2 separate regions of the Homo sapiens genome follow, and region 2 is linked to region 1. A link is an interaction called in ENCODE POLR2A ChIA-PET data of the cell type or tissue named here. Cell type or tissue: MCF 10A. All regions are shown on one strand. Links, peaks and the distances in the headings refer to the core of each region. The heading gives the core; the rest is flanking DNA.

Region 1 (10,442 bases), core at 206-8,205:
AGAGAGTCCTTTCCCCATTGCTTATTTTTGTCAACTTTGTTGATGCTCAGATGGCTGCAGGTGTGTGGCTTTATTTCTGAGTCCTCTCTTCTATTCCATTGGTATATGTGCCTGTTTTTGTACCAGTACCATGCTGTTTTGGTTACTGTAGCCTTATAGTATAGTTAGAAGTTGGGTAATATGATGTCTCCAGCTTCGTTCTTTCTGCTTAGGATTCCTTTGGCTATTCAAGCTCTTTTTTGGTTCCCTATGAATTTTAGAAGAGTTTTTTCTAGTTCTGTGAAAAATGACATTGGTTGTTTGATAGGAATAGCACTGAATCTGTAGATTGCTTTGGGCAGTATGAGCATTTTAATAATATTGATTCTTCCAATCCATGAGCATGGAATGTTTCTCCATTTGTTTCTGTCATCTATGTTTTCTTTTAGAAGTGTTTTATAGTTCTCATTGTAGAGATCTTTCACCTCTTTGGTTAGCTGTATTCCTATGTATTTTATATTTTAATGGCTGCTGCAAATGGAACTGTGTGTGTTTTGTTGTTTTTTTTTTTTTTTTGAGACAGAGTCTCATTCTGTCGCCCAGGCTGGATTGCAGTGGCGCAATCTCAGCTCACTACAACCTCAGCCTCCTGAGTAGTTGGGACTACAGGCACGCACCACCATGCCTGGCTAATTTTTGTATTTTTAGTAGAGATGAGGTTTTGCCATGTTGGCCAGGCTGGTCTCGAACTCCTGACCTCAAGTGATCCGCCCGCCTGATCCCAGCACTTTGGAACTGTGTTCTTGATTTGGCTCTCAGTTTGGACGTTATTGGTGTGAAATAATGTAGAAATGCTACTAATTTTTGCACATTGATTTTGTATCCTGAAACTTTATCGAAGTCATTTGTCAGTTCTAGGGGCCTTTTGGTGGAGTTTTTCGGGGTTTTCTAGCCATAGAATCATATCAGCAGCAAAGAGAGAGAGTCTGACTTCTTCGTTTCCTATTTGGATGCCTTTACTTTCTTTCTGTTGCCTGATTACTCTGACTAGCACTTCCAGTACTATGTTGAATAGAAGTGGTGAGAGTGGGCATCCTCATCTTGTTCCAGTTATCCAGGGGAATGCTCTTAAAACATTTTCAATTCTGCTAGAGAAGAGAGGAAGGCAAATGAAATGGATAAAACTCATAAGAAATGTTAATCACCCTTCAGGCAAGGGCACATTTGAAAAGCACCACTCTTGGGCATGGACCTCTGATCATCCTTCTACTTCCTCACTCCTAAGTGATAGTGCATAGCCCAGGAACACCCACCACCTGCTGTCCTCCAATAGGAAAGGAAAAGGCAAGATGACAAAAGAAAAAACCTTCTCAGAGTCAACAGACCACACAAGAAAAAGATACCTTGAAAGCAAAAACAACCTATCAGTAGACTTCCTGGGGACATCATGAGGCAGCCAGCATAGCTCTTTGGTCTTTGTTGCATGCATTGAGGCATCCCAAATATCCTAACGCGAATAGAATTGTTAGTCATCAGACTACGTGCAATAACATGACAGGTGGTAGAAGAAACTTTGAGACCACGAAGAAATGAGAATGCCTCTATTTTTTATTAATTTTTATGAATGCCTATATTTTTTGGCATACAAATGCAAACATTTGTTTTCTCCTTAATTCAGATGGGTTAACTCCATTTCTTTTTATTTTATTTTTATACTATAAGTTCTAGGGTACATGTGCACAATGCGCAGGTTAGTTACATATGTATACATGTGCCATGTTGGTGTGCTGCACCCATTAACTCGTCATTTACATTAGGTATTTCTACTAATGCTATCCCTCCCCCTCCCCCGACCCCACAACAGGCCCTGGTGTGTGATGTTCCCTGCCCTGTGTCCCAAGTGTTCTCATTGTTCAGTTCCCACCTATGAGTGAGAACATGCGGTGTTTGGTTTTCTGTCCTTGGATAGTTTGCTCAGAATGATGGTTTCTAGCTTCATCCAACCCAGCAGCTAGTCATGGTTCTCCGACATGGGCTGGAGTCCTTTTGGAGTATTTTCACAAATAGTCCCCGTCAGTAGAAGTCAGATCTGTCTTTAGTGTTGTATAGAAACATCCATCCATTATTTTTTCAATCTCAGAACTTGATGGCTTCAATTTTCCATTATCCATCATGGAGGGTGAAGACCTTTTAGAAGCAGACAGCATCATACGTCCACATAGGTCACGGGACAAACAGTGCTGATCACTGCCTGTTGACAAAGTGTTGACAGTAAGGGAGGGGAGGAAACATTTTCTTGTAGCTAGAGAGGTTTTTTGAGGAGGTGGGTTGGAGTGAGGACAAGGGGAAGCCAGTCTGGCTGCTACATTGACCTACCAAATCTTGTGTTTGGGCTGGGCACAGTGGCTCATGCCTGTAATCCTAGCACTTTGGGAGGCTGAGGCAGGTGGATCACCTGAGGTCAGGAGTTCAAGACCAGCCTGGGCAACATGGTGAAACCGCTTCTGTACTAAAAATACAAAAATTAGCCGGGTGTGGTGATGGCTGTAATCCCAGCTACTCGGAAGGCTGAGGCAGGACAATCACTTGAACCCAGGAGGCGGAGGTTGCGGTGGACTGAGATTGCGCCATTGCACTCCAGCCTGGGTGACAAAGCAAGACTCTGTCTCAAAAAATAAATAAATAAAAATAAAAATAAATTGTGTGTTTGCCACGTCAGCACTTCAGTTTGTGTTGTCTACGAAAGACATGGCATACAGTATCATAAGTTACTGCAAAAGATGCCTAATTCCCTGGAGATCAAGATCTAATAACAAATACGAGGAAAACTTTAAACCCCAAGTTGTGGGGTGTGTGGTAAGGTGGGGGCGGATGTGTCAGCTAGAACCTTGCTGAGAACGATTGCTCTGCAGCTCTGTCATCTCAGCTCATCTAATGACCAAAAGCAGATGGAAGTTTTTGTGTGACCTCTCCAAGGCCTTCTTAATGGTCAGAGAGAATTTTCCTTTTATGGCCTCCCCCCTTTCCCCTTCATAGCATTGTGGGAGAGAGAGATTCATTCACAACCAATTTGCATGGCAATTTTTTAGAGGTTTTATGATCTCTCAAGCAAAATAAAATCTTCTTTACTTTCATTTGATCTGAAAAGGTACCACTTTTGGAAACTGTCCAGGGGAAGCACGGGACCCCTGGATTTGGATCCAGTTCAAGGTGGCCTTGATGAAAATAGACCCCTATCCTGCATTTTACATCTCCTTCCTGGCTTTTCTATTCTCTCAAACCTGCAAACCCATATTCTTTTTGCCTTCGTTTGCTGTCATTTACCCCCTAGCATGCTGATTCTCAGCTGCCAGGGCCCCAAGTCCTTAACTTGCTCTCCAGTTATTCCTGGGATGCTTCCTGGCAAGGCTCCAGCTGCTGGCATCATTGCTCTTGTCCTGATGTGTGTGTGTGTGATTCTCATGACCAAGCTGGGCTCTGCCTGGGCCTGCGATCCCCGCTGAATCCCCTGCACCTCATGTAGGGTAGGCACATCGGCATTCTATCACATTCCATGGAGAGAATGAGAGAAGAACTGTGCTGATTCCTGACTGCCAGACAGCAGATATGAGCCCCTCAAAGAGAGTCTCAGGAAACTCACAGCACCCTGAGCCACCTGTATCTCCCTTCCCACCCTGGGCAGGTCATTCATCATCCTTGTCCCCTGATTTCTGTAGAGACCTGCTCCAAGCGCTTACCTGACGGTTGCCATGTTGTACCTGCCCTGGCAATTGTTGGCTCCTCCTCAGCCAAGGCCTGCTGCTATTGCTGTACCAGTTCAGGGAGTCATGTTCCCGGTGCTCTGTGAAAAATGGGGATTTATTGGGCAGCAAGGTGGTGCGCTCCAGTGTGCGCCACATCTGTTTGGTCTTGTACTGTTTGGTATATACACAGTCCCTCGGTGGGAGTTGTTGGTTAGCCTTCCAACTGTGCAGTAGGTTTTTCTCCTCTCGCCATGCCTGGTCTAGTAGCATTCTCCCCAGAAGAACGTTGCTGCTGGTCTGCTTAAGAGACCTGGATGGGCCCCTGCCTGGCAATGACCCAGGAAACAATGGGGGTGCTAGTGCAGGAGACACCATGCTTAAATTTTAAAAGGAATAGTTAATTCTTCTTGGGCTCCCAGTTTCTGGGAAGCTGTGCTGTGTTTGTGTGAGTTAGGTGTCCAAAGTGGTCAGCTATCTAACCTCTCTGTACAAAATCTCCTTATGTTTTCCTCGTGCCATGTGTCTAAGCACATATCTCTATGAAGCAACGGCATCTCTTTGCCCATTTTGTACTTCTTTGGGTGGTATCATTCGGATGTGCTTCCCTGAGGCGATGTCTGTGTTTTCTAACAGCTCAGACTTTGGCAGCTCTTGCATCTATTGCAGCCTGTTTATATGAGACACCTATAAAAACATTCAGCCTGCACCGTGGGTGTGCCAGCAGCACCCTATGACCTGATTTTAAATCACAGTGTGTGAGTGGCCATCGTCTTATGGGCCAGGGCATTTTTAAATGGTGTAACGAGGACAGCGCATGGCCCATAGCAGAAAGCTTTGACGCCCTGATATGGTCACTGTGACCAAGTGGCCTTGGCAAGTTGCATAAACCCCATGACTCAGTTTCTTCGTCTGTGAAAGGGAGATATTGATACTCAGGATGAGAATCAAGAGGAGAGAATGCTTGTTAGAGTTTCATAAAAATGAAAAGTAGTGCTATTGATTTATTTTGCGCTGTGACCAGTTCACTCAAACTCTTGCACACCCAGCTGGGTAAATGCCAGCCTCAAGGTGTTTTCTTCTTGAATGAAGTACTTGGTTTTTTCAGACAAGGTACATTCTAGCAAGTAAAACCCCAACATATCCCAGTGTTCTCTTGAAAGCTAACATGAAGTGGGGGAAGTGAAATACTTCAACTCTAGAAGCCAAACACTCAGAATGTCTTGGCAGTTGCTTGGGGCTGCACAGTGTGCTTTTGAAAGCTTTTGCCATTTATAAGAGCAAAGTACCCTGATAACCTTTTGTGTCTGGGATTTCAGTCCAAATCAAATAGCCTCTGTGTATCCCATGGATTCTGAAATTTTTATGGGATGTGTGGGGCTGTTTTGCCATGATGAATGTGACATGTGCTACTTCATGTGGCCTTTCTTTTTTATCTAAAGAGGCTTGGCTTGCAGAATGGAGGCTCAGCTCCCACAGTTCTTAAAGGATCCTATTGTTTGTCTCCTATGTCAGCATCCCCTGAAGAATAAGGATCACCTGGTTTTCAACGGAACCAGGAGTTTATTCTTCAGATTGGAGACACACTCCCAATTCTGGTTAATAAGCTGGTTTTGAGGTGGAAGGAAAGGACCCTAGTGATCATCTGGTACAACGTGGTGCACCTTTTCCAGGTAAAAACTAGAGGCTCAGAAAGCAAAGAGGCCTTTGCTGACTCCTGGAGCTTGCCCGGCACCGAACAGACCAGCCGACCCCTTCCTGGTGGCTCAGTGCTTCTCTTTCTCTGATGAGTCCTGAAGAGGCTTCCTCACCTGGAGAATCAGGGGTTTCTCAGGCCCTGCTTCCAGAGAATCCATAAGAATGAGGCTTTCTGGGCTCAGCCGGCGCACTCTCCACCCAGAGGTTTTGGGAGGGCCACGCCACAGGCCAACTACCCACTCTGCCTGAATCGCCTTATCTCTCTGTGTGCTCTCCACAATCTGCTCTCTGCCGTGAGTAGCATAAGATAAGGAAGGCTGGGTGCTAGAGGCAGCTGGGTACAGGGAGAAACAAGGACAAGGATGGACACGGACCGTCCACTTGACTTGTGGGAACCAGCTGACTCTCTTAGGTGCGGACATCTGACTTTTTTCAGATAGACTGAACGCACAGAGCTCATTCATGCCTATGAAGGAGACTAAACTGCCTACTTACTTGACCAGCTTTTAATAGTGCTTCTCATGTATGCCAGGCGGGGTCAGGGTCAGCTGCAGGATTTTCTCACCCGTACTTTTTAATCCCATAACATTGCCATCCTTGGCCATCCCTTTATCATTTTTCTTTTCTTTTCTTTTCTTTTTTTTTGAGATGGAGTCTCACTCTGTTGCCCAGGCTGGAGGAGTGCAGTGATGTGATATTGGCTCATTGCAACTTCCACGTCCCAGGTTCGAGCCATTCTCCTGCCTCAGCCTCCCAAGTAGCTGGGATTACAGGCATGCGCCACCATGCCCAGCTAATTTTTTATTTTTTATTTTAATTTTTGTATTTTTAGTAGAGACCGGGTTTCACCATGTTGGCCAGGCTGGTCTCAAACTCCTGACCTCAAGTGATCTGCATGCCTTGGCCTCCCAAAGTGCTGGGATTACAGGCGTGAGCCACTGCGCCTGGCCCCTTTATCATTTTTCCATAACAATTTAGGCAAGGTAAAAATATCATCAGGTCCAAGGATCATTTGGGAGGGGGGACCCTGTGTTCGACAGTCATCGTTACAGACACGAGTTTGCTCATTTGCTTTGACAGCAGTCACTTGGAGGGAAGCACTATGCTCTTCCCATTTTCCATACAGGCCACCGGGGCGCAGATAAGTTAAATGACTGGCATGAGGACAGTCAGAACAGGAACTTGAATTTCACTGTTTAGAGAAGAACCAGAAATAGAACAGCTCGTTTTTATTTACTTTTTCTGAAATGTTGCTTTGAAGAAAATAGGATGTGTGTAAATCAAATCCAGCATCTGAACCTGCCTTCTTTAGCTTCAGCAGGTTTTTCTTGAGCAGGAGGTCACTGTGCGGCGGCTGGGTGCATGCCGGAGTAGGAAACCACTCCAGTTTGGTGTCCGTGCTCGACTCCACCCTTCGGAGGAGGAGGCTGCGTGTGAAAGGGTACAAAAGAGGAACGCTTGCAGGAAAATCTTTTTTAGGACAAAATCATTATTCTGTTCCTTGCTGTCTTTTAGTAGCGATCCAGCTTTCCAAAATTGTTTCTCTGGCTGTAATAAGGATTGTTAAATCAGGACACTCATTATGTCTCTCCTCATTTTGGAGTCAGGTACATCTTTCTTCAGCTGAGCTTAACCTAGAAGCCAGCATGGAAAGGTAGGGGTCACCTGGACCACATTTGTCAAACAGCTTTTCACCTGGGTCTCATCATCCCGGGCCTGGAAAACCCGAGATGGACTGAATTTATGGGGAAGCCTCCTAGAAGTCACTCAGGGTCACCCCAAAACATATCCTCCTGCCCCTCTTCCCCTCCACAGCTGAGCACAGACCTCAGCACTCAATGTAATATAAAGGAAATACATGCAAGCAAGATATTACCGACTTTTGAGTAACAGGGTTTTCTAAGTCATTGTTCCTCGGTTTGACTCCTGGGGAGTATCTCCGTAGTGATTCACTTAACTGATTAAGGGCAGTTCAGAGCATCCTAACCCCACTCCCGCCACCAGCCTTGGTTGTAAGCAGAGATGCCAGGCTCTCTTTGCAGGATGGCAGTGAGGAGCCCAGTTAGGTTACTTCCACTTTGTCTACCTTCCTGCTGCTACCGTTTATGAAAACAGAAGCAAAATCTGAACATAAACATCAATAAAGTAATTTGATTGACATACATATACACACACAAAATCAAATTTGCCCTAGCGACCTCACTTCGATGTGTACCACCCCCATCCCAGAGAGGTGGGATCAGCCACCCAGTGCCTTCTCAGAATAAGCATATTACCCTGACCCGAGCCATTTCTGTTTTGTTTTCTTCTCCCCACCTGGAATCCTTGAATAACATCTGTCTGAATTATTCTGGGCTGTATATCATTTCAGAGAGTTCTAGGAAACAACACTGAAACTGATTTAAGAAGGCTTTTCAGCTGGAAGACATGGCCACTCAACGCCTGCGCCTGGGGACAGTGGTGGTAGGGGAGGGTGAGGTTGGGATGACCTGTGGTAGGACCAACCATGGAATAACAGGGTCAGGAGTTAACGATTCAAGGGGTGCCTCCGAGTTCCCATTGTGCAGGTCAGGGGTGGCTCTACCGAGTGAATGCCCTTCTTCTTTCTTCCGTACGCACGGAACTGTTTTGCATCTTGGTTCCAATGCCTCCCTGGGTTCTATGGCATTGCAGCTTTGCCCCGTCGTGAAGGCAAGTCCCCGGGCCACATGTATAATGTTGGGGGAAAGAGGTATACAGGGTTTGGGAGGAATGGGGTTTTCCTCCATTTTCCCAGATAGGGAAATGTGTGGTCAGAAATATGAAAGAACTTTGAAAAGAACATGAGATGAGGTCTGTGAATTGTGAAACATGGTGCTCCTCTTAGTTCTGGGGCAGATTTTTCAGGATCAAGAACTAAAACCAAGAATACCTTTGAACACTTTAGTGTGGCTCATCTGGTGGCCACACTCACATTGCTATTTCCAGTAAATTACATCGCTTACAGACACTAGAGCCATACAGCAGCGGGACCCCATCCTTCCAGAGTTATTAATGTTCTAGGACAAATCTAGTATCCCAAGGAGATTTTCTTTCAGCTAAAGCAGAAGCCTGAATTCACTTGAGTTCGGGCAGAATAGATAATTCATCCAGATTACTTGAGGCCCCAAATGGATCTGACAGTCTAAAAGTTAGATTGTAAAAGGCCGTATTGATCCTAATATCTTATTCTCTTTCTTATACCTAACTAGGGATTGCCATTTTTATTTATTTTGTTTTTTTGAGATGAATTTTTGCTCTTGTCACCCAGGCTGGAATGCAATGGTGCGATCTTGGCTCACTGCAACCTCTGCCTTCTGGGTTCCAGCTATTCTCCTGGGATTACAGGCATGCGCCATCACGTCCAGCTAATTTTTTTGTATTTTTAGTAGAGACGGTTTTGTATTTTTAGTAGAGACGAGGTTTCTCCATGTTGGCCAGGCTGATCTCGAACTCCTGACCTCAGGTGATCCACCCGCCTTGGCCTCCCAAAATGCTGCGATTACAGGCATGAGCCACCGCACCTGGCCTGGATTGCCATTTTTAGACACACAGTTTACCTTTTAATTTTGCACTGTCCTGTTTTGATAACTACCTGGAAAATACTTGGGGTTAGCTGCTAATCTGATTGAAGATAAATGGAGTTTTCCTCAGATTGGTCTTTTTGCCCTTTTCAAGCTGAAGTAAAGAACAGTTGGGCGTATGCTGGGAGGAGGAGATATGGAAGAGAGACACTGTTGTCCTCAACTGTGATTCTAATCCAGGAAGTGTCCTTTAGAGAGGAGGGTCAGGGAATGACAGAGCTGGACGAGACCTTAGAGGTCAGGAAGCCAGCACCATCATTTTACAGAAGGGGAAACTGAGGCTGAGGCTCATCAGTGGCAGAACCCAGGGTGGGAACAGGTCTTCAGCCTTCTGTCATGAGGTCACCATCTGCCTTTCCACCTCATTCTCTGCAGCACCCTTTCTTTCTTGCCCTACCTGTCTTTCAGTGGCAGTGTTAATTATTTTAGACACAAGAACGTGATTGTAGCTGTGACATCAGAAAACGACTATCTTTCAAGCCCTGAAATTGTCATCCCTGGGTTAGCTTTTTTTTTTTTTTTTAATAATTCCCCTAAGTCAGATGGGTTATAATAAACATTTAAGATTTGCTTTTCATGAATATGTGTGCTGATTTAATTTTTCCTGAAGATTATTTCTTTTTTATTTGAGACAGAGTTTTGCTCTTGTTGCCCAGGCTGGAGTGTAGTGGTGCAATCTCAGCTCACTGAAACCTCCACCTCCTGGGTTCACACGATTCTTCTGCCTCCACCTCCTGAGTAGCTGGGATTACAGGCACCCACCACCACGCCTGACTAATTTTTGTATTTTTAGTAGAGAAGAGGTTTCACCATGTTACCCAGGCTGGTCTCGAATTCCTGACCTCAGGTGATCTGCCTGCCTCGGCCTCCCAAAGTACTGGGATTACAGATGTGAGCCACCATGCCTGGCCTTTCTCTTGAAGATTGATTTGCATAGTCAGTACGCTGAGATGGAGAGAGCAGGACACCGGGGTCAGAAGACCCCTGGTCTAGGCCCTTTTAGCTGCAGAGAAGTGACTGACTTTACATCCTCTGAGAAATTGAGATAACAAGGCCTGCCTTCTCAAAGGGGTGTTCATAATAATCGGAGGAGATAATGAGGGTGAATTTGCTTTGAAAATTGTTAGTACTGCTTAGAAAGTTTAAGGGGTGCTTTGCTCCATTGCTTTGGATCAGTTATTTTTTAATATACAGAGAAGAGATTAAATTTTAGAAATATATATTAAATATATATTTACAGTTGACCCTTGAACAACAGAGGTTTGAACTGTGTGGAATCACTTATATGCAGCTTTACTTTCAATAAAAGTTATAGTGAATGTGCCTGACTCTCCTGCCTCCCCTTCCCTTCCTCCGTCTCTCCCACCCCTGAGACAGCAAGACAAACCCCTCCTTTTCCTCCTCTTCCTCCTTCTTGGCCTAC
Region 2 (8,000 bases), core at 1-8,000, 57 kb before region 1:
CTGAGGGCTTTCTTCTTGGCTTTTTTTTGGACAGAGTTTTGTTCTTGTCGCCCAGGCTGGAGTGCAATGGCGTAATCTCGGCTCACTGCAACTTCCGCCTCCTGGGTTCAAGCAATTCTCCTGACTCAGCCTCCCGAGTAGCTGGGATTACAGGCATGCACCACCATGCCCAGCTGATTTTATATTTGCAGTAGAGACGGGGTTTCTCCATGTTGGTCAGGCTGGTCTCGAACTCCCAACCTCAGGTGATCCACCTGCCTCAGCCTCCCAAAGTGCTGGGATTACAGGCATCATCTTCTTGGCTTTTAGATGGCTGTCTTCTTGCTGTGCCTTCACATGGTCTTCCCCCTGTGCATGTCTGTCTCCTAATCTCCTCTTCTTATGAGGACACTAGTCATATTGGATTAGGGTCCATTCTCATGACCTCATTTTAACTTAATTACCTCTGTAAAGAATATGTCTCCAAAAATAGTCACATTCTAAGGCACAGGGGGTTAGAACTTCACCACATGAATTTAGAGGGGAGACAATTAAGTCCATAACAAAGATCTGTTAGGTCATGCTAATCTACCCATGAGTTTGTTTATGTTTAATACAGACAGAAAATTCTTTCAGTGATATCAACTGCAGATCTAGAACAGCTAAGAGCTGAGACTGGGTCTTCAGTCACTCTTGACTGCTCAGATCTTACTACAGTGCTTGATGCTTAATATGTAACAAAAGAGAGAAGCAAAATAATGAGGTAATTAAGTGCACAAACCAAACAAACTTTCTCCATCTGCTCAGGCTTTCCAAAGCTAAAAGAGGAGGGAGGCTAAAATTCTATTGGATTATTCTCTAATTCAGCTCCTAACTCTATTCTCAGTCATGAAGATGAGCTGCGACTCATTTGTCCATAGTTAGGGTGAACTAAAACATACTACCTTTTTTCTTAATCTAAGGAAATTTTTTTTTCTCTCTTCACGTGTTGCCTTAAAAGACATTTTCTTGTATGAGTTTAGCTTTTACAAAAAAAAAAAAAAAAGAAAAAGAAACCCCGAAGTCATAGCCTTTTATAATTTTTTTCAGTCTTGTGGCTGTTAAGAGCATACATGTGGGGTTCACATACATTATTTCACTTAATCTTCCCAATAACTCACTTGGGTAGGTGTTATCATTAACGTTTAGACTAGAGGAACCAAGGTTGAAAAAATACGAAGAAATCTGAAAAAAAATCACATAGTTATTGGTGGCAGAATCAGACCTGAACTCTTATTTTCTCAACCCAAGCACTATCCACCTCTATCCTTGGCTCTCCTCCACAAATAGAGATCCACATGTTGGTCTCCCATGCCTTTTCTATCATGAAAAAGAACAGTGGGAAATTCGGGGAGAATGACAAACTGCAGGGTATGAAAATTCGCCTCTATGTCAAACTGTGTTACTCTGAGCACATAAATTTTCTGTTACCCTGGGTTCTCATTTGAAAGTGGGTGCATAGCACAAGATCATCTTTGAGATTCCATTAGTTATATAAAGTTCTATGATGGACATAAGGGAAGTTCACATACTGCCAGGAGGGTAGTACCCTGAACTAAGTTCGGGCAGCACTCCATAATACTTACAGTTAATTACCAACAGATGTATAGGCCCTTTGCCACCACCACATCCACCCCATCCCTCCTGCAGCCCCAGTGAGAGACATATCAAAGATAAACTTCGGGCTGGGTGCAGTGGCTCATGCTTGTAATCGCAGCACTCTGGAAGGCTGAGGCATGGGGATCACTTGAGGCCAGGGGTTTGAGACCAGTCTGAGCAACATAGAGAGACATACTTTTTCAGCACCACGCTCTAACCCACTGAGCTAAAGTTGATAAGAGACACACTTAAGACTGAGAGACACAATTAGGTTGAAGTAAAAGGATGGAAAACATACAAACAGTAAAAGGGGAGATGAGAAATCTAGAGTGACAATACTAATATCAGACAAAATAGACCTTAAGACAATCATTATTAGAGCCAAAGAGCCACATTATAAAACTCTCACCTAATTTACTGAATACTGTACTGAAAATGAAAGACAGCATGGTGGTATGGGTACTGGAAGTACAGTTTCTACTGAATATGTATCACTTTTTGCACCATTGTAAAGTCAAAAAATGGTAAGTTGAACCATGATAAGTCAGGGACTATCTGTCCACTATAATCAAATCCATTGAATTGTACACTTTAAAGGGATGAATTTATGGCATGTAAATTATGTTTCAATAAAGTGGTAAAATAAAGGGAAAAAAAGAACAGCAATCACTGTGATAATAAAGAAAGGTGAGGAGAAGCTGAAGACAATATTTGGCTTTCTTCACAATTTTGCTTTGGGTCAGCCCTGCCCAGGATTCTATGTCAACTATGTCTCTGTCCCCAGACCTACAGTCGCAGCAAGATGAGTGCTATAGAGAGAGGAGTAAACAACACACCCAGTAGAAAGGGGGAAGAAGTAGTTGGTGTCAGAGTTGGAACAATTTAAAGGATGCCTTGACCTGAGAGGCAGAGAACCACAGGAAGGGTTTTATATACAAAGAAAACAGTTGTACTGAGGACTGGAGTTAACCAGGAGTGAAGCATATTGAAGGTGGCTGGCAGGATGGAGGCATGGCCAAAGGCAGGGAGAAAGTAGCTGGAGGGAGAAGGAGCCCTGAAGGCCTCCCAAGATGTGCTAAAGAAGCTAGATTTTAACCCGATCAGGGAGAAGCCAGCAACAGCTCTTAACAAAAGCATCAGATTCGGTTTTTGAGAGCTCATCAGAGTAGATGATAAATGGGAATGGGAGAGAGAAAGGAATAACCAAGACTTGCAGGAAGCCAGATGCAACAGCCCAGGAGAGAGAAAGTGGCTGGTCCACTTTAATCAGAAGGTGGTGGTAGAAAAAAATCAATCTTTTAACACAGACATTCATCCACAACCTAAAATACTATGTTTTTGTCAAAAGGTTATATTCAACTGTATTAACTAGAGTGCATCACTCTGCTGATAAGAAGATTTGAGAGAGGAAGCTGTAATAAGAACATAATATGCAGAGAGAAAATGCACTTCTCCAAGTCCCCCGAGTCTTATTTCATTGGATGCATTTAAAAGCTCTATCATTAAAATAAGTTTAAATTCTGTGATGGGAAGAAATGTCATTTTCATCACAACTTAATGGAACGGTTCATCTTAGAGGCAGGAAGATACTTTGACAAATGGATGAAGGAGGCTTGGTATCTCTAACCTGGGGAGGGTGGCTCAGTGCAGTGGGAGGGAGTATATGGATTTTGCAGACCTGCTAGCTCTGGAAGGCTCTGCTCTGTGCTATTCCTTTTGCACTGTTTCCTCTCAAGGCCTCCATTTTTCTAAATGCTAAATAGATCATGGACACTTGTAACACACATTAAGTAGTATTGTGAGAATTAATACACTTCCATTGGTCAAAAAATCTCGTGTCAGGGAGACCTTAGTAGACTGTTACCATCCTTTATGTATAGTCAGACTCAGAGAGAAACTGTAAAATTCACCAAAGGGACTGTGTGGAAATTGATGGAAGCATTCTAACTGCAGTTAAAACATGCAAATAGAATTCTGAATGCTTTGAGAGAAAGGAAGTCAGCTGTCAGAAAAAGACTGCTAAATGCCAGTATGCATTCTGTACAGGTAAGGTGGAAGAACCCTGGAAGCTGAAGCACTAAGAACTATAGTTTCCCTATAAGAATCCTTCTAACAAGGAAAGAATCATCCGTCATGACTGTGTTTTGATTTGTTGTGGTCAGAAACAGAGAGCCACCTGAATGACATCACGAAATAGAGTTATGAAAATATAGCCTTGCCTTGCATATAGATACGTGAGCCAATGACAAACTACACATGACAACGGTGGTCCCATAAGATTATAGTGAAGCTGCCCTACACAGATGTACCACTTTTTATCTTTTATACAGTATTTTTGCTGTGCTTTTTCTGTTTCTATGATTTTTTTTCATTATGTCCCGTTTTCTCTTTTTTTTTTTTAACTTTTTTTTTTTCTTTTTGATGCGGAGTCTCACTCTGTCGCCCAGGCTAGAATGTAGTGGTGCGATCTCGGCTCACTGCAACCTCTGCCGCCCAGGTTCAAACGATTCTCCTGCCTCAGCCTCCCAAGTAGCTAGGATTACAGGCACCTGCCACTGTGCCCAGCTAATTTTTGTAGTTTTAGTAGAGACGGGGTTTCACCATCTTGGACAGGCTGGTCTTGAACTCCTGACCTCATGATCCACCCGCCTCGGCCTCCCAAAGTGCTGGGATTATAGGCGTGAGCCACCGCGCCTGGCCTTTTTTAACTTTCATGTTCAGGGGTACATATGCAGGTTTGTCATATAGGTAAACTCATGTAACAGGGGTTTGGTGTATAGATTACTCATCACCCAGGTGCTAAACATAGTACCTGATATGTATAGATATATTTAGATATGCAAATACAGTTATGTGTTGCTTAACAAAGGTGATACATCCCAAGAAATGCACCATTAGGCAATTCTGTTGTGGGAATATCACAGAGTGTACTTACACAATCTAGATGGTACAGCATACTACATACCTAGGCTATGTGGTATGGCCTATTGCCCCTAAGCTACAAATCTGCACAGCATGTTACTGTACCAAATACCATATGCAATTATAACACAAATCACTAGGCAATAGGAATTTTTCAGCTCCAGCATAATCTTATGGGACCACCTTCATATATGGTCATCTACCAAAGCATCATTATGTAGTCTATGACTGTACTTACCACTGTGTTACAGTTGCCTACAATATTCATTACAGTGACATGCTGTACAAGTTAGCCTAGGAGCAATAGGCCATACCACATAGTCTAGGTGTGTAGTTGGCTATACAATCTAGGTTTCTGTAAGTACACTCTATGATGTTCACACAAGGGTAAATCACCTAACAACCCATTTCTAAGAACGTATCCCCGTGCATGACTGTATCGTAATGCTGTCTAACAATTTTAAATACTTATAATATGTCAGAAGCTGTGCTAAGCCATTTACAAGCCAGGTCTCATTTAGGCCTCACCATAACCTTATGAAGTTGGCAATATTATTCCCCCTATTACACAACTAAGGAAACGGAAGTTCAAAGAGCTTAAGGGGCTTGCCTGGGGTCACACAGCTTGCATGGGACAGAGTTTGTATCCAAGTCTAAGTGTGGAAGCCAAACTCTAAGTGGCTTGATTAAATTGTCTCAGATTCTAAAATGCATGTGCACTGGAGCTGGTTCAAGAAACCATCCAAGCCCAAAGCAGAGCTAAGGGGTGTCTCTCTCTTGGTCTTTTGATGACTGTCCTCATGTCCTCACCCTGTACACAGCCATTTCTGCTTCCTTATAACTTTGACTCACAAAGGCTTGCCCTGGCCCCCACATCAGCCCCACTGCACCCTTATAATTGGAAGCTTACTGCTAATAAGCCCTATTCCAAATTCCTGTGAAAAGAACCTTCGCAGCCCAGCTCATCCTTTCAGGCCAGGATCACAGTTCAGAGTCCTCTGGCCAACCAGCCTTAAGGTGCCCCGATCCAGTGAGCAACACCAAGGTGGGTCCCATGGAGCAGAACATCGCCACTGCCGCAACAGGGGCCAGGGAAGGGTGGATGTCCCTGGAAGGAGAAGGGATGAGTGGCCAGAGAAGGCAAAGACCAGGGTCTCTAGCACACGCCAACAGGGCAGAGCATTTCTCATAAGGGCCTCCTCCCAAATCCAGTCTGCTCCTGCAGAAGTGGGGACTGAGAACCTACATGGTCTATTGATGACCAGACGGCTGATGGTTAGGAATGAGGACTATAGTGGACTGGTCAAAATTTATCAACATCTGTCCTTGTCCCAACCTCAACAACCACATTTCTATTGATGTCTTTTCTCTAACCACTCAAATCTAAAACTTCAGTTCTCCTCATTCTCTTCCTTCCTGGGCCTCCAAGACTAATCACCTTTTGGTTTGTTTGTTTTTCAATTCTCCCTAATAAATAGCTCTAGAATTCACTCTAGGTTTCCATTTCTGTATCTGTCAACTGAGTCCAGGCCCATATCTCAGGTTGCATCCATTGAACAAAAAATAGCAACACAGCGATCACAGCAATTCTGTAAGGAAGAACTACTATTATCCCCTTGTGACAGATAAGAAAACTGAGGCCAAGAGAAGCTAAGGGGCTTGTTTTAAGTCACATGGATCAGAAGTAGTGGACAAGGATTCAGACCCCTGCAGATATTCCTCTGCTCTTAAGCTCTCAGAGCCCTGCTGTGTGCCTGATGCTAGGAATCATGGATAATGCAGACAGGGGTCCTGCTCTCCCACCGCTGACAGCCTAGTACACAAAACAGGCCATACCCAAAGAGACAGAGAGATAAAGGTCTCATTACAAATGGCACAGGAAAGAGAACCAAGCATACCTGCTTGCGAGGTGGCCCCTGACTGGCATCTGGGAACCTGGCTCCCAGCACACTCCGAGTCAACAGCTAGCTGATGAGCTGACTCCTTATGCCTAGCTATGAAAACAATATGGTCTAGGCTGAACACTGCCTTTCTTCTAGGGGTGTGAAATTTGGCATGTGCTAGGCAGAGGATGCCTAGATAAACAGTCCCCAAGAAAAACTTTGGGTGCTGAGTCTCCACTGGGCTCCCCTGGGCAGAATCCTCACACATGTGCTGCTGCATTTTCACTGCTGGGGGAGGAGCGTGCATTGTGGGACCCTGCCATGGGAGGGAGAGCATCGGGAAACCATCCATGTGTTCTCCAGACTCTGCTTCTTTTCCCTTGTGATCCAGCTGTAGATCTTTGTTACGTCACTGTCATCAATCTTAGCTGTTAACACAACTATACGCCAAGTCCTGTGCATCCTTCCAGCAGATCTCAAATGTAGGGATGGTCTTGGGGATCCTCAACACTCCAACCATGGTAAATGCCACGAAGGAAGAGCACAAGTGATGTAAGGAAGACAGCAGGGGCCTCGTTAGCATGGGGGGTCCAGAAGAACCCTCTGTGGGAGTTCTATGTCAGCCAGTCCTAACGATAACGAGAAGTTCACGGGAACAAGAGCAGGAGGCACATGCTCCCGACAGAGGAAAAGCATGATCAAGAACATGATGGCCCAGTACGTGGCTCCCTAGAGAGCTGAACTACCTCCAGCCAGTGACATCCCTGAAAGCTGGGAGGTCCTTTGATGTCAGAGCTGCAGACAGATGCTGCTCCAAGGGCCTCGGGCCAGGGCCAGGAGTTGAACTTTATGCTACTCCCACTGGAGAGCTATAGAAGGTGTTTGCATGTAGGGAACATGATCCATGCACCTTTTTCAAGGCCCATTCTAGCTGCTATGTGGAAGATGGATTAGAGGGAAAGAGGCAGAAGCCAGGGAGCAGTCGGAGCCCACTCACAATCAAGGGGTACACAAGGCTATACATGGGTGATAGCTGCACTAGAGGATGGGATTTCAGGGGCAAAAAGGTTCAGACAGCAGCCTCCAAGTTGTCTCCCGCCCCCCGCCCCCCTCCAGTGCTCAGCCCATTTGACCCCTAGTCTGCCTGGGAACCCAAGGCTATGGCTCCCACCTAGAGACACAGCCCTACAGCTCCCACGGCCCTGGCGGAGCTTGTCTGTGTAACACAGCAGCCTGAGATGATGTTCTCAGTCTCCGGCGCCCGCGGGATATAAGGTTGCCAGCTGTCCTTCTGCAGAGATATTCTCCTTTAGTTTGACATTTTGTTCTTCGTGTGTTTTTTCTGAAGGGTGTTAAGATTTCTCCTCTTTTATGACAGCAGGCTGATAGTTGATGGGGGTTCGCTGTGTGTCTCATGGAAAAATTAAGTTGGCAACCATGTTCGTTCCTCTCCACCTTAGCTCTACTTCTCTAAAAAAAAATAATGCCATGCACAGTGGTTCACGCCCATAATCCCAGCACACTGGAAGGTCCAGGTGGGAGGATTGCTTGAGGCCAGGAGTTCAAGATGACCCTGGG

The links. ChIA-PET counts read pairs that join two places held together with the same protein. Peaks named below come from ENCODE experiments on the same cell type or tissue, not always from the same donor. Only the 100,000 strongest peaks of a DNase experiment are listed, where the experiment ranks them.
Region 2: POLR2A ChIA-PET joins it to region 1 with 6 read pairs; 4 of 35 experiments call an interaction of 5 or more read pairs at or near these places.

Annotation. Positions count from the first base shown.
Region 1 is chr2:100,828,648-100,839,089 of GRCh38, forward strand. The region is part of intron 1 of NPAS2 (neuronal PAS domain protein 2); the gene reads left to right. Among named protein-coding and RNA genes, the nearest start is that of NPAS2, 14 kb to the left of the region's middle. In MCF 10A, for the core only: no CTCF peak of the experiment used is centred there; a DNase peak (open chromatin) is centred at 4,344.
Region 2 is chr2:100,772,069-100,780,068 of GRCh38, forward strand. No RefSeq gene overlaps it. Among named protein-coding and RNA genes, the nearest start is that of NPAS2, 44 kb to the right of the region's middle. In MCF 10A, for the core only: no CTCF peak of the experiment used is centred there; a DNase peak (open chromatin) is centred at 4,523.